Linked DNA regions of Homo sapiens: region 2 is linked to region 1. The links are chromatin contacts, found by Hi-C or POLR2A ChIA-PET in ENCODE. All regions are on one chromosome and are shown on one strand. The core of a region is the stretch at or near the end of the contact, and the rest is flanking DNA. Distances in the headings are between cores, read along the strand shown. Region 1 overlaps BMP5 (bone morphogenetic protein 5). Region 2 overlaps BMP5 (bone morphogenetic protein 5).

Region 1 (6,473 bases), core at 1,649-4,148:
GTCTTAAACCCACTCCATTTCCCCCATAGAGAAATATTGAGCAAATAAAATATACTTGTCAACTTCTTTATTTTTTCAAGTGTTTTTTTCATTGAGTATAATTATTTTTTTCTAAATAAAATGTTCCTAAAATATACCAAGATAAACATTGAATACACTAAAAATGTGATTTTTTAAAAACAAACTTTCTTTATTATGTAAATAAAATATGCAAACTCCAACTATTGATATACTTAGGGTGAGTGGCTTCACTTTGACATCATATGTAAAATGGCATGGAGATTACTTGTAAATTATAATCTAAGGAAGTGAGAATGGATTTCAAGCTAGGCTAAGAGCTGTTAAAGGGGATAATAGACTTTTGATGTCTGTCTTTTCACAGTAGCACAATAGCTAATTCATGTGACTTCTGACCTTTTAGTGTCTTGTAACCAAGTATTGGCATTAATCTACTACTTATCTGTCACCCACCACATTTGATAGTCCCAATCTCTGTTTTCAATTATCAGTCATTAGAGAAGGCACTGAGCAATTTCAGAAGAAAACTCACAAAACCTTTGACCTGTTTTTGTCATGTAACCACAAATATTCACTGTAGATAAACTATCAACTCACTGATTTCAAGATGTAAAGGAAAGTCTTTTGTGTACATAGACTTACTGTAACCTCTATCACCTAAAGGTGGTTAAAAACTGTTTTATTTTACTGATGGAGCAGAAGAATTCACAAGATCATTTAGTGAAATCTGGTGAGATTAGAATGGTTGACCTCTAGCTGCCAGACAATCTGTAAAAGGAACAGATTTTTTCCACTAAAGAAAATGTAAGAGCTAAATATTGACCAAAAGATGGCTATCAGACAGTTATGCCTTTATTTTAAGTTGTTACAGGTAAACACAAAACATTCTCAAATATTTGTACATAGTGTCATTGAAATCTGTTATTTGTGTAGTAAATATACTCATTCATCATTAACCATTTTTCATTATACAGAATGAATCAGTCAAGTACCACCCTTTGTGGGTATTCTAAGCTAATTTTTGACATTTAATATTAACGTTTAACTCAAAAAGATGTGTATTTGCTTCTAACATTCACTTAATAATTTTTCCTTTCTAAAATGCTCATAATAAAAACAATAGTAAACTATGTGTATACTTCGGAATGCATTGTTATCCTCAGTGATAAAAATAACTTAATGACTTTAAGACTTAAAAAAAATTTGTAAGAACCAGTAAATTTGATTACACTGATATTTCTTGGCAATTTGTGAACCTTCAAATATGTGCTACGTGTTCCACCAATATATAAACAAGATGTCAAGTAAATACAACTATTTTTTATCTATCCACTGTTGTAGGAACCTAGCCTGCAGGTTTTTTTTTAACTCCATAATAACAAACATTTTTAAAAAAACCACAATGACATCTAGCTTCTAGAAAATTATATTAAGATACCAAATGATTAATTTACCTCTGCTTCCTAAGAGCACTCAGGTCAGAGGAAAACCCTTCCTCTTAGAATTTTCTACTATATTACTTAACAATCCTAATGAGTCCTTTCTAACAGCCTTTTACTGAGATTTGCTGTGGCATCCATCTCATAATACAAGCTGAAACAAGTCAATACACCCAACTTTGTTCATCTGCAAGTGTGTTCCCAGTGTTCTATTGTCTCCACAACACTGACTTAAGGTAGAGGAAAAAGGAAGAAACTAAATGCATAGGAGGAGAGAGCACGCTAAGAATGAGCATAGGAGCTTGGGAGTAAGGCTAAAGCAGAAACATTGTTCTGGAATGGAATAGGAAAACTTTGCCCTGAGACAGATGTAGCAGTTGTTATTAGTTGAAACTTTCATGCAAAGAATATTAGGAGTAATAAGACCTAGATATTATCTCTGGCTTTGTGATAACTAACTCTGTGACAGTGAGAAAGTTAATATTGTTTATCTGTACCATGAGGGAGATAATGGAAGCTCCACCTTGTTGGATCAAATTAGGGAAGAAACAAAAAATTAAAATTTATTAATTATATTAACTCCTTCATTAATTAATTTATTGCTACAATTGTTTATTTGTTATTAATTTAATTATTAAATATATAATTTTCATACCAATGCTTGGTATGCATAGCTGTTATCATTACAGTATTCTAAATAATCACTGAAAGCTCATTGCTAGGCCTAATTTAAAGAAAACAGGAACACCTTGAGACCAACTTCATTCTAATTTTAGAGCTTTATGTAAGGCTTAATTCTTGTTTCTAAACTATTATATTTTTAAAGTAAACTAATATTCAATCAACAATTAAATGTCTTAATTTTCAAAATTATATGCATTATATTTAAATTGATTTTGAAAATCAATTTGTTTAGTTATAGTAGAATATTACAATTATTTAACTATCTAATAATTCTTTGAGATTTTGCTTCTTTATAAAACTGTATTCATGAAATATTTATGAGTAAGAGGATAATAACTGTAGAAAATTTGAAAGTCAATTGAAATTATCCTTTGAAACAAAACATTCAGGGAGACAATTTTCTTTCATTCAGGTCACATATTACTGTGTATTAACAGGCTCTTAAGACTTCTGGAATCTGGAGTTTGCCACACTCTCTGGAATGGTTATCCATTCATGGAAAACATGTACATATTCTTTCACTGACCAATAAATAAGTCTTTATAGAACTAGGTTTATGTTTTTTGGTGGACTAGTTAGCGAAGGATATCTTGGAAAGTGATGCATCTTGGTAGTCACATGATATCATTGCTTTTTTTTCACTTTTACAATGCAACACAGATTAGTAATAATTCTATGAGTAATCTCTTAATGATTTTTTGCACTCAGCAGCAAACAATGATCTGTATTCTTTCAACAGCTGGCTAGGCTCCTGGGAGAATGCTATCTTTGCCTTACAGCTACTGCTGCTATTTGTGTCTTCCAAGTTACAGCTCTTGTGTGGGAGATTAAGACTGATTGCCCATGAATGCATCTCCTTAAAACTGCAGATAAATCACTACATAGATAAAACTGTAATCCTCTGTTAATTAATTCTACTCTTCAGATAATGTAGACATGAAAATATTTAGCCCAGGACAATTTCATCCAGTTTCTATTAGTGATAAAGTCATTCAGAGAGATATCTGCTTGGGAGGAAAAAAAAAACAACTTCTATCAGTCATTAACTTCTGTTAACTTGTATCTCAACAATAAAAGTCTTCAGTGTGTGTTTTAAACAGAGTTTAACCTTTGCAGAACTTTGACAATTCAGAGCACTTAGGACATAGTTTGGTGCTTATATAAAGGCAATTCTGCTTCTTTTCACTATCAGTCCATTAATCATGGGATGTGAATAATTTGATTCATATTTTACATCTTGTATGCTTTGATGTTACCACTTTTTAAACCAAAATATAATAATAAATTATTTCTCTTCTTCTAGCAGTGCAGTTGAGTTTTCTATTTCTCTAGATAGCTCTGTAATTTCACATAGTTTGGAGTACACACAAAGAAACCTGCTCCCTAGAAGCAGAAGGAAGTGTGTTTACCATCATTGTTGTGTTTGTGATTTGGGTGGTAAAATGCATACGTTTTGCTGAAGTTTTGATGTTTTATTTTCTGTGAGTTTGTGTATGTGTGTGTGGGTATAGGAAAGCAACTTGTTTTAATTTTTTTAGAGAGCGCTGTTGGCAACCATCAGCTCTAATAAATAAACAACCCTATGTTGATGGACTTATTTGAATGGAATAATTTTACATGATAATATTTGGGATGATCTACACCTCCATCCATAAAGTGTATCATTGTAAAGTTTCCTTTTTTCATTTTTATGGTGATATTAAATGGCTTACACCTGGAAATCTTCAAAACGTGTGTGTCATAAATGACAACGAGAGAAGAGTCTGGGATTAGTGAAGTCTATGTATGGCTGTTTGCAAAATGCACCCCCCTCTTGGTCTTGTTAGACAGGTCAGCACATGTAAGAATTTGAACAGGCTGCTGTGGTCTCCTTTTAAATACAATTATTAGAAGCAAATTGATTGACACAAGTGTTTGTTACTAAACACTCTTTCTATTCTCACACGAGAGAAATGTCATTTTTGGTCTGAGATAAGGGATGGTACTAGGAAAAAAAGCATTAACCCCTGATCTCAGTGTGTCTTTACTCTGTGTCCTTCTATCCCCTTTAACAAGTCTGGGTCTGGCTTAAATGAGCCAAACCTTCTGCCTTTTTGTTTGTCTTGTTTTATTTGTTTTTATATGGTAATTAAGAGATGCTTTTTCACCACCAAAGAGGGAATGTGTTTAGGGCTTTTATGGAGTCTTGTGTATCTATATCTGATAAAACAGATTTTACTGGAAATACTGGTAAAGATTCTGGAAATTCATGGTATTTGGTTGATGTAAAATATACATTAAGGAATGAATTAAAAGGGCCAAATACATGAATCTCAAAGCCAATAATAGTATACACTTCTCTGTTTTTTTTTCTTCTCATTTACTTGTGTATCTTTTAACCTTCCCAAGTCATTTACCACTGCAGTAGGTTATAGCATACTGTAATATACAGAAAGACAGAATGCTTAATATTTGCCAAATTTGTCACAATGTGAATAAGACAAAGATCTTTCTTAAAAAGCTGACATTTAAGGAGTGTTAAATGTGTGTGTTTGTTCTTTTTCATCTACTTTGGGAGTTTTGATTTTGGTAGCAGCTCTGGTAAATAAAAGGTTGGGTATGAAGGAATTCTGCCGGTGAATCACAATTATGTCAAAATTAAAAGCTATAATTAAATTTCAACATATGGTTGTAGTGAAAGTATGATGTTACATTAACATATATAGTATATAATACTCAAATTATATAATCATTTGTTTATTCATAAAATATTCCTTAGATAAGAAATGTAATCAATATTAAATAAGTGAATAAAAACACATGTGCTAAGATAAAGATAGGAGGAGGTGTGTTCTAAAAGAATGAACTGAGTCCAGAAAGAATGGCATGTCTTTATTATGGGAGCATCATAAAGGGAAGGGGAAGGGTTCTTTGGAGAGAGGATAACGAAAGCACTGAAACAAGGTCAACTTTCCCAAGAAATAATTAGATTGAAAACATAACAAAACAAAACAATATTCAGAAAAACACACTCCGGCTGTGTTAATGAGGGCTTAGAAATTGAAATCCTGGGATGAAATCTGTTATCTTTCGATTACAAGTTTTGGGCTCTTTGACAAGTTATAAAACTAGTGGACTTAAGTAGGGTCACGGGGATTAAATGAAATATGTACCACACAAATGATACTTAAATAAGTTACCATGGCTTCAGCCAAGGGGGAATGCAGCAGGAGTTGCTGAGTGGAAAGAGATGACTAGATTTTGACCCATTCATGCAATTTTTCATTCAATTAATATTTATTAAAAGATTTCTCTGGATTATGTATTGTGATGTGTTAGATGCTATATACTTTTTGGTGATCAAATTCCTTATTCTGTTCTTCACTTTTTTGTGTACTGCTGAAAGACATTGTTTAAACTAACAATGAACTAGCCTCTAAGTGCAGAACAGTAGGATGTCATTATGTAGGTGGTATAGGTATTGAACGAAGATTTATAATAAACTTTAGGAGACAGACATCTGTTACTATGTAGCTGTCATCACCCAATTTCTTATTCTTAAGTCAGGGATATTAATATTTGCCACCTCCCTAGTGTTACTGTTTGAGGTAACTGAGATTACATTGTTGAATATTTGTGGGCATCATTAGGCTGTAAGTCTTATTCCATTACTCATTCCAATATGTCCCATGGAATTTATTGTTGCAATTATGATTCAAAGCAGTAGGATATAAGGATTTGAATCACCAGACAAGTCTGCAATGCAACTTCGTTCTGTGTGGTATATTTAATATAAAATTTTATTAAACTCTTTGAAAATGAGTCCCCTTAAGGGTTTAAGTTAAATAGCTTGGATTAGAAAACTGAAATTTTATAATAATGGCTGAAATTCTAGCTTTCTACTTTATTACACTAACATCTCACAGGGGATTCCAGAACGGTAGATTACATAACATGAATTCAATACTCATCTGCATTAAGCAGGTGCACACTTTAGGTTGGATCCTAGCAAACTCATGTCTTAGCCTTTATTTTTAGGACTATACTTGTTGCTTTTTGGTTAAAATTTTAAATATACAATTTAATATTAATGAAAAAATGAATAATGGTTGTTATCACTTAGAATTATGAATATTGACCTTCAGAATGGAGAAAATATATTTTCAAATGGCTGGTTGGTGCATATATCATGAAGTATAGTATTTGTCAAGCAGGGTCTGGGACAGTGCCACCTAGGCCAACACATGACAATTTCTGCAGCAAAGCAATAAATATTTATAGAAACTGGGATAAAAAGAGACTTTAAATCACTTCATGTCAGTTAACTTCTGGTTCTTCTGTCAAAAGAGCTTG
Region 2 (6,368 bases), core at 1,957-4,456, 43 kb before region 1:
CATGCTTGAACTTCTGAGTAGTGCTTTATATTCAATAACAAACTATGTTGTTTCTTCTTTATTTAATAATTCCAAACTAAATGTCTTACATGAAATTACTGACAAACTGATTCTGATACTAGGTGAGTTTTTCTTGGTAGACTTTAAGGAAAATTAAACCACAGTTTAATTATCCTTTGATCATGCCTTCAAATACATTCAAGATTTATAGTTGATCACTGCTTAGTAAAAAGCTTCAACTTTTGCATTTCTTTTATAATCAAATAAATAAATAAGCATACTCAGAAAAGGTGAAAGTGTAATAACATTATTAGCTGCAATAAGAGTGCCAGTGCTTTTTAAATGTAATATCCGTTAGCAAATATTACCTGTAGTTTATTTCATGTTCTTATAAGACTAAAAAGGATTAGATTTTATTTTTTCACTGTCTTAAAAGACATGCATATAGTTGAGACTAAGTACAAATGAGTCACATTAGTAGTAGGCAAGGGATTTGTATTGAGGAAGTCACCTGGATATTTAAATATGTGAAAAGAATCTGTTGACATTTCCCATAATTAGAAGAATTATATAAAAAGGATCTAGTAGCATCCTTTTAAAAAATGCTTGTGTGTTGTCCTTTTCAAGTCAAATAATGGATTTTCCACAGGTACCTTGCCATTCAGAAATTCTTTTTTCAACATAGTTTTGGTCACGAAGAACAATTAAACTTAATCCAAACTCAGAATCATGTTTAACAGAATACCTACTGTTTAAAATTCAGATGAGATTAGCTTTATATTCATAAGTGAAAAATAGATTTGAATTTACTAAAAGCAAAATAAAAAGTAAATAAATTGCCTAAGGCATGCAGACATCTGAATATGAAACCAAACATATCATTTTAACCTTTATTTTAGTGACTCGTTTATTTTGAAGAAACAAATATAAATTATTAACTGTGTGAAGAGAAATATTCCTTCGATCATATTCATTATTCTTAGGCCACTTTTATCAGTCTCATAGTATTAAATTTTACAGATTGAATTCTTTGCTTTTTCCCTAAAACTGTTGAATATCAGTGGAACTTTTGCTTGGTCAATATAATATTATTTTGTTAGTAATAAAAATGTTTTTCTGTTTAGTTTTATTTTCTTTTTTAACCATCTCTTTGTCAAAAGTGCTAAGTGTTAGTATATGTATTAAATACCAGTACAAGTTAAAGACATGATTAGATAATTTGCTTACAATATTTATCTCTTGTTTACACAAATAAAACATGTAGTGTATTTCTAAGATCTTTTAGTTAGAAGCCAATTTTATTTGATTACTTGGTGACATTATCACCATAATGACATAACACTAGATGTTTTAGAGGAAGTAAAAACAGGAAAATTACTTTTATATTATTCTTTGTATCTACATATTCCTCTGGAAAAAGTTGAACTTTGAGTTTATTAATGGTTTTTCTCTTAGATGTATTTCAAGAATACGTTTTAATTCCAAGCACAAAAGTATTTAAATGTGTTGTTAAATTTTTTAAATATAAAAACATATTTAGTCTGTTATCATGAAAGAAAAACGCTTTCAAAAACTAAACCTTTTTTGCCTACTTACCCTAATCATTAAGTTCTCTTGGTACTGGAAGGAAAAAATGCTTTATGTTCTCAGTTGACAGATTTGAAAGACATCATTGATAATTTATTATTGTTTTTGGCTGAATCAAGTGCCCAGTGGAAAGTAATTTATATACAAATCTACCTAAAGATGCCTATCTATGTAGTCTCTCCAACAGAGTTATTAACACTTGTGTAACATAAACACACCCATAAACACATGGAAGTTTTTTTTGAAGGGGGATGGGTTGGAAGGAAAGATAATATAAAGCCATTATAGTATATATTCATAAATTATGCCTGGAGTAACTAATGCTAATAATGGGTAAAGCAACAATCATTCTGTAAAAGTTTTAACTTTTGAAGAGAAAAATATTGCTGAGTGAGGAGACCTTTTTCTCTCTTCTTCAACAACACTTCACATTCATAATCACGACCAACGGGATTCTTTTTCTCCTTTAAAGATGGTTGATTATCAAGTGATTGGCATGACAGACAAACTCTGGGTTGCCAGAGATAGTTATAATCATAGTTTAATTAAATGCTTTTTTTTTTTTTTTCAAATTGTAGTGGTTACTCACAAATATCAAATTTTAAAAGTTTAATGAGACGTATTAGCTGGAACTAAGAAGGACTTGGGACTGCCTCAGCTGCCACCTCTCCTTCCCTTTCATTCTTCCATTTTCTGTAATATCACCACTCTCCCTCCTCCCTTCTCATCCCAGTATTTTTTGGCCTTTCCTCCTTGTTCTTGGTCTCTGTAGCCCCAGGCTCTCTTGGCACCCCTCTCCTTACCACTCCCACACTTCCTGGGGTCTGCCTTTCGTCCTGGTTTGCTAGAGGCTTAAATTAGTTGAAAATCAATTAGTTACAGTTTGAGAATTGAGGTACACTCTCCTGTTTTCTCTCCAGTTGAGAAGGAAAAGGTTATGATGTGCCAACTGCAGCCTCCACCCACTGGGAGAAAAGCTCCCCAGGGCATCAGAGCTGCCCTGGCTCTTGCCATCCCCTGTAATTGTTTCTCCATCATCCCATTCTTCTTTGCCTCCTCATCTCTCCCTAAGGATCCCATTGACAGAATTTAATTGTGTTTTGCCTTTATTTTATAAAATAACATTTAAAAGGGAAAATTTCAAGAAAAGTAAAAGAAAGAAAAAGAAATCAACAATGAACAAAAATAACACTCATCAAACATGCCATTCCTGTTTAGTTTATAAAAAGCTTTTGTGTTTATTATCCTTATTTAATATTCTGTCACTTCCATGAAGAAATTATTTTTTTTTGAAAAGAGATAATGAGAAAGAATAAAGAGACGAAGAGTGAGATATAGAGGCATACAGGAATAAGGATGAGACAGAGAAAGAAAGAAAATATTTTTGAAAAAGAGCCTGAAAGAAAGAAAAGGAATGAAATGAGTCATTAAAGGCTGGTTTTTCAGTTGTACAGGTGGAGGAGATGCTGGGAAATCCTCAGTCTACCTCATACCAAACAGCAGCTAATTCAACATCCCCAACCACATCAGCTCGAGGGGAAAACCCTTTCATCCTTACACACTAAAATACCGAAGTGGGGAAGGAGGGGGTTGTCTCAGTATGTGTGTACAAGGAGCATACAGACAAGCTACTCACATTTACAGTCATAAATAATGTAGTAGCTCAGCTTTAAAAAACCACAGGTTAAAGGAAGAGGCTTCCCTGACGCACAGGAGAGGGGCTGAGATCAGAGGAACCACTGAAAGGGTTGGAGAGAAACAATGAATCCCTTGTTCTAAGTAATATTTATGAGTGCTTCTTTGCACCTTAAGTTCATATTTTATTGGCTGGGCCGTGGGGTTTCCCCATTTGCTCATCTCTTAAAATAATACCCTTGGCTAAGATATCCTTTAAAACACACTAGTCAGCCCTGACAAACAGCTCATTTATTTAGAGGAAAAAGGGATCTGTTTTGATTTTGATGTCAGATTGGGATGTTTAAGATTCAGCTCACAAAGTCTGACAGTAAGATAAAAATAATGGTGGAGTATTCACCTGACTTTTTCAGAGATGTTTAAAACAATCTGCATAACCAAGTAGTAGTAACACCTAGTTTGTATGAGTCTTGACCAAGAAGCTGTGGATAAATGATAATTTTAAAAGGCAGAAACAAAATCTATGAAAATGTACAATGTTTAAAAAGAGAAAAAAATACTATTTGTAGATTAGTAAGAAAGGTCTTTAGTGGTTTGGGGAGAAAAAAACAACAAAAACAAACAAACAAAAAACCCCATAAATCAAAAAGAATGCATTAACCTCGGCTTGGAAGGCAGTGAATTAAATACATATTACATAACTCTTAGAAACTAAAACCTTGTATAATTCTGAATAGTTGGATGTTGAAATTAAACTGGAGGTTGTGCTGTTTTATGACTTCTAAGACAATGAAGATCCTTGTCTTCAATATTGTGTTTGTTCAATTTCTTTCTAGAAAAAAAATTAGCAACTTTTATTGTTCTTGTTAAACAGGTTTCCTGGAGTTGTTAGGAATAAAGAAAATAGTTTTAAAATGTCAGGATCAACAGATGTAAATCCTATTTAGATTTTATTCAGGACTATAACACATGTCTAAATCAAGAAAAGATTTATTAACATGTACAAAATCCTTCAGCTATTTTAATGCTATAATGACATGAAAAGTTCAATGTTATTTGTTGTTCTGACTCTGTGATTACCCTTTCTATATAGGAGACACAGCCATCTCCAGAATCTTCAGTTCATGGCATATTACTGCTCACATGACTTTAAAGTTCAATTATAAATTAAATTTAGTTGCTTTCTTTTCTGTGCTTCCATGGCAGAAATAGAGTAGTATACAGGAAGCCAGAATGCTTGGATTGGAATCCCATATTCCACGCTTACTAGCAGCGTGAACTTGAGCAAGTTATTTAAATTATTTGTGCGTCTGGTTGCTTATCTAAAAAGTGCAGATAATAAGATCACCTTCCTCGATGAATGTTGAGATAATCTGCATGAGCAGCTACATAATCTGTGGACCCTGATGCAAATGAAAATGCAAGCCCCTTATTCAAAAATTATTAAGAATTTCAAGATGGTGGCAGCAGAGTATTACACCAAGAGCAGGGCCCTTCTAAGCCCGGGACCCTGTGCAACTGCGCAGGTCACTTGCCCGTGATGCTAGTCCTACATGTTTGATTACATGTTGTGGCAACAGAAACCATGTCCCATTCATCCCTTCCCGCCTGCCCCACCCACTGAGATGTATCAGCATTTCCAGAAGAAAAGAGACAGAATGTGCAAACTGAATTATTTAGGAGAGTTTAAATGATGTTATAATGTTTATAGTGTTGTGGGCAGAGGTTTTGTTTTGTTTTGTTGCAGCAAAACAAGGGATCATATAGTATCTTGGGATGGCAGGGTAGCCTTCACTACTCCTGGGCAGGGGGCATAGTTACCAGAAAGCTCAGAGGAGAGATATGTGGGGAAGGTGCCCTGACAGAAACTGTGGCATTGGGAGAAAGATGCCATGCATCTAATCCTTAGATACTCAGCGGGGGGGATACAGATACCAAGGGATAAATACCCAGACCATATGCTTTGGTCTTCCATTGGTTCACCCTCACTGAAAGCCAGAGAGCCACAGAACCCATTGGTGCAGTTCCTAAAAGTTAGTCTTTTGGTGAGAATAGCAGAATAGGGAAATGTGGAGAGTGGATCTTGAGGTACAAATGGAAGATATTTGGCACAAGTAGATAAATAAACATTGGTTGTTTAGTCAGCAAGTGTTCTAGAATTACTTCAATTTCAGTGCAAGTTACTGATATATATGTTAATCTTTGTATTATTTAGTTAATTTATAGTAAAATTCAAGAGAGAATAATAATTTAGTGTGAGAGATAATTACTTCAGGAGTTGGTGAAATAAAGTGGTAAATATAAGCATGGCATGCTGAAAGAAAAAATCCTTAAATTGTACATGGGTCAATAATTTCAGGTGATATATTAAAACCATTTTAGAGAAAATTGAAATTAAGAAACAAAAATTACCCAGAAAACAGAAGCCCCTAAAACAAGAAAAAGCAGCACTTTCAGATCACAATATGAACTGCGGACTGCAATTGCCAATGAAAAAATTCAGTATGGGAACGAGAAGAATATATGCAAGTATGTAGAGCAAAATGAAGAGCAATATATTTTTCAAATCCCTGTTTATTGTCAATTGTATGCCATACCTCCTGAGATGATCCACGACTGTGTGTTAAAGCTTTTTTGAATTCTGAGTGGAATCATATGATATTCTCACATGCAGCATTCGCATTCCATAGTTAATGTTGCAGGCATAAATAATGTTAGAATGAGGTAGATAGGGATTATTGTCTTTCTTCTTTGCTACCTTTATTCTCCTCTGGCAGACCATCTGTGACTCAGAGAGGCAGAATTTAGTAGTGGAGCAGGTATGTCAGCTATTTAGTTCTCATAAATAATCAAGCACTAAACCTTGAGGCCAGAGCCACTCCCTGCCCTTCAATCACAGAGAAACACTGAATAGAACAACTCCTTTCCAGTACAGTTTGTGTTTTCCATCAAATTTGCTACAGTTGGAAATTTCACTTATATAATTATTAAAAGAGGAAGAGAGGGTGCAACTCAGAAACTGTGTAGGCTCTTCTGCAAATAACCTTGATGCAGACACACAAAAGACTTATTTATCTAGTGGGGAAGCAATGAAGGTTATTAATTAAATATGCTTTATGTCAAAATTTTTGTAGATGTATTCTTTG

What was found. A loop is a pair of places that touch in the nucleus more often than their neighbours do. ChIA-PET counts read pairs that join two places held with the same protein, here RNA polymerase II (POLR2A). Pooled maps may share reads with other maps.
Region 2: a map of mammary epithelial cell shows a loop between it and region 1 (4-fold over the local background). The contact joins two enhancer-like sites. A Hi-C loop is called at or near these places in 4 of 168 maps with a recorded cell type or tissue (PC-3, Panc1, left cardiac atrium and 1 more), 11 of 37 single-sample maps with no recorded cell type and 6 of 50 pooled maps. POLR2A ChIA-PET finds 5 or more read pairs at or near these places in 2 of 52 experiments (MCF 10A and OCI-LY7).

The regions. Positions count from the first base shown.
Region 1 is chr6:55,822,301-55,828,773 of GRCh38, reverse strand. The region is part of intron 1 of BMP5 (bone morphogenetic protein 5); the gene reads left to right. Among named protein-coding and RNA genes, the nearest start is that of BMP5, 50 kb to the left of the region's middle. Within about 2 kb of position 2,898, at least 3 of the 41 ENCODE cell types and tissues checked have a DNase peak (open chromatin) inside an H3K27ac peak, as active enhancers do; they include Panc1 and mammary epithelial cell, where a contact is called at or near this core.
Region 2 is chr6:55,865,989-55,872,356 of GRCh38, reverse strand. All of the region lies in intron 1 of BMP5 (bone morphogenetic protein 5), which reads left to right. Among named protein-coding and RNA genes, the nearest start is that of BMP5, 6.4 kb to the left of the region's middle. Within about 2 kb of position 3,206, at least 4 of the 41 ENCODE cell types and tissues checked have a DNase peak (open chromatin) inside an H3K27ac peak, as active enhancers do; they include Panc1 and mammary epithelial cell, where a contact is called at or near this core.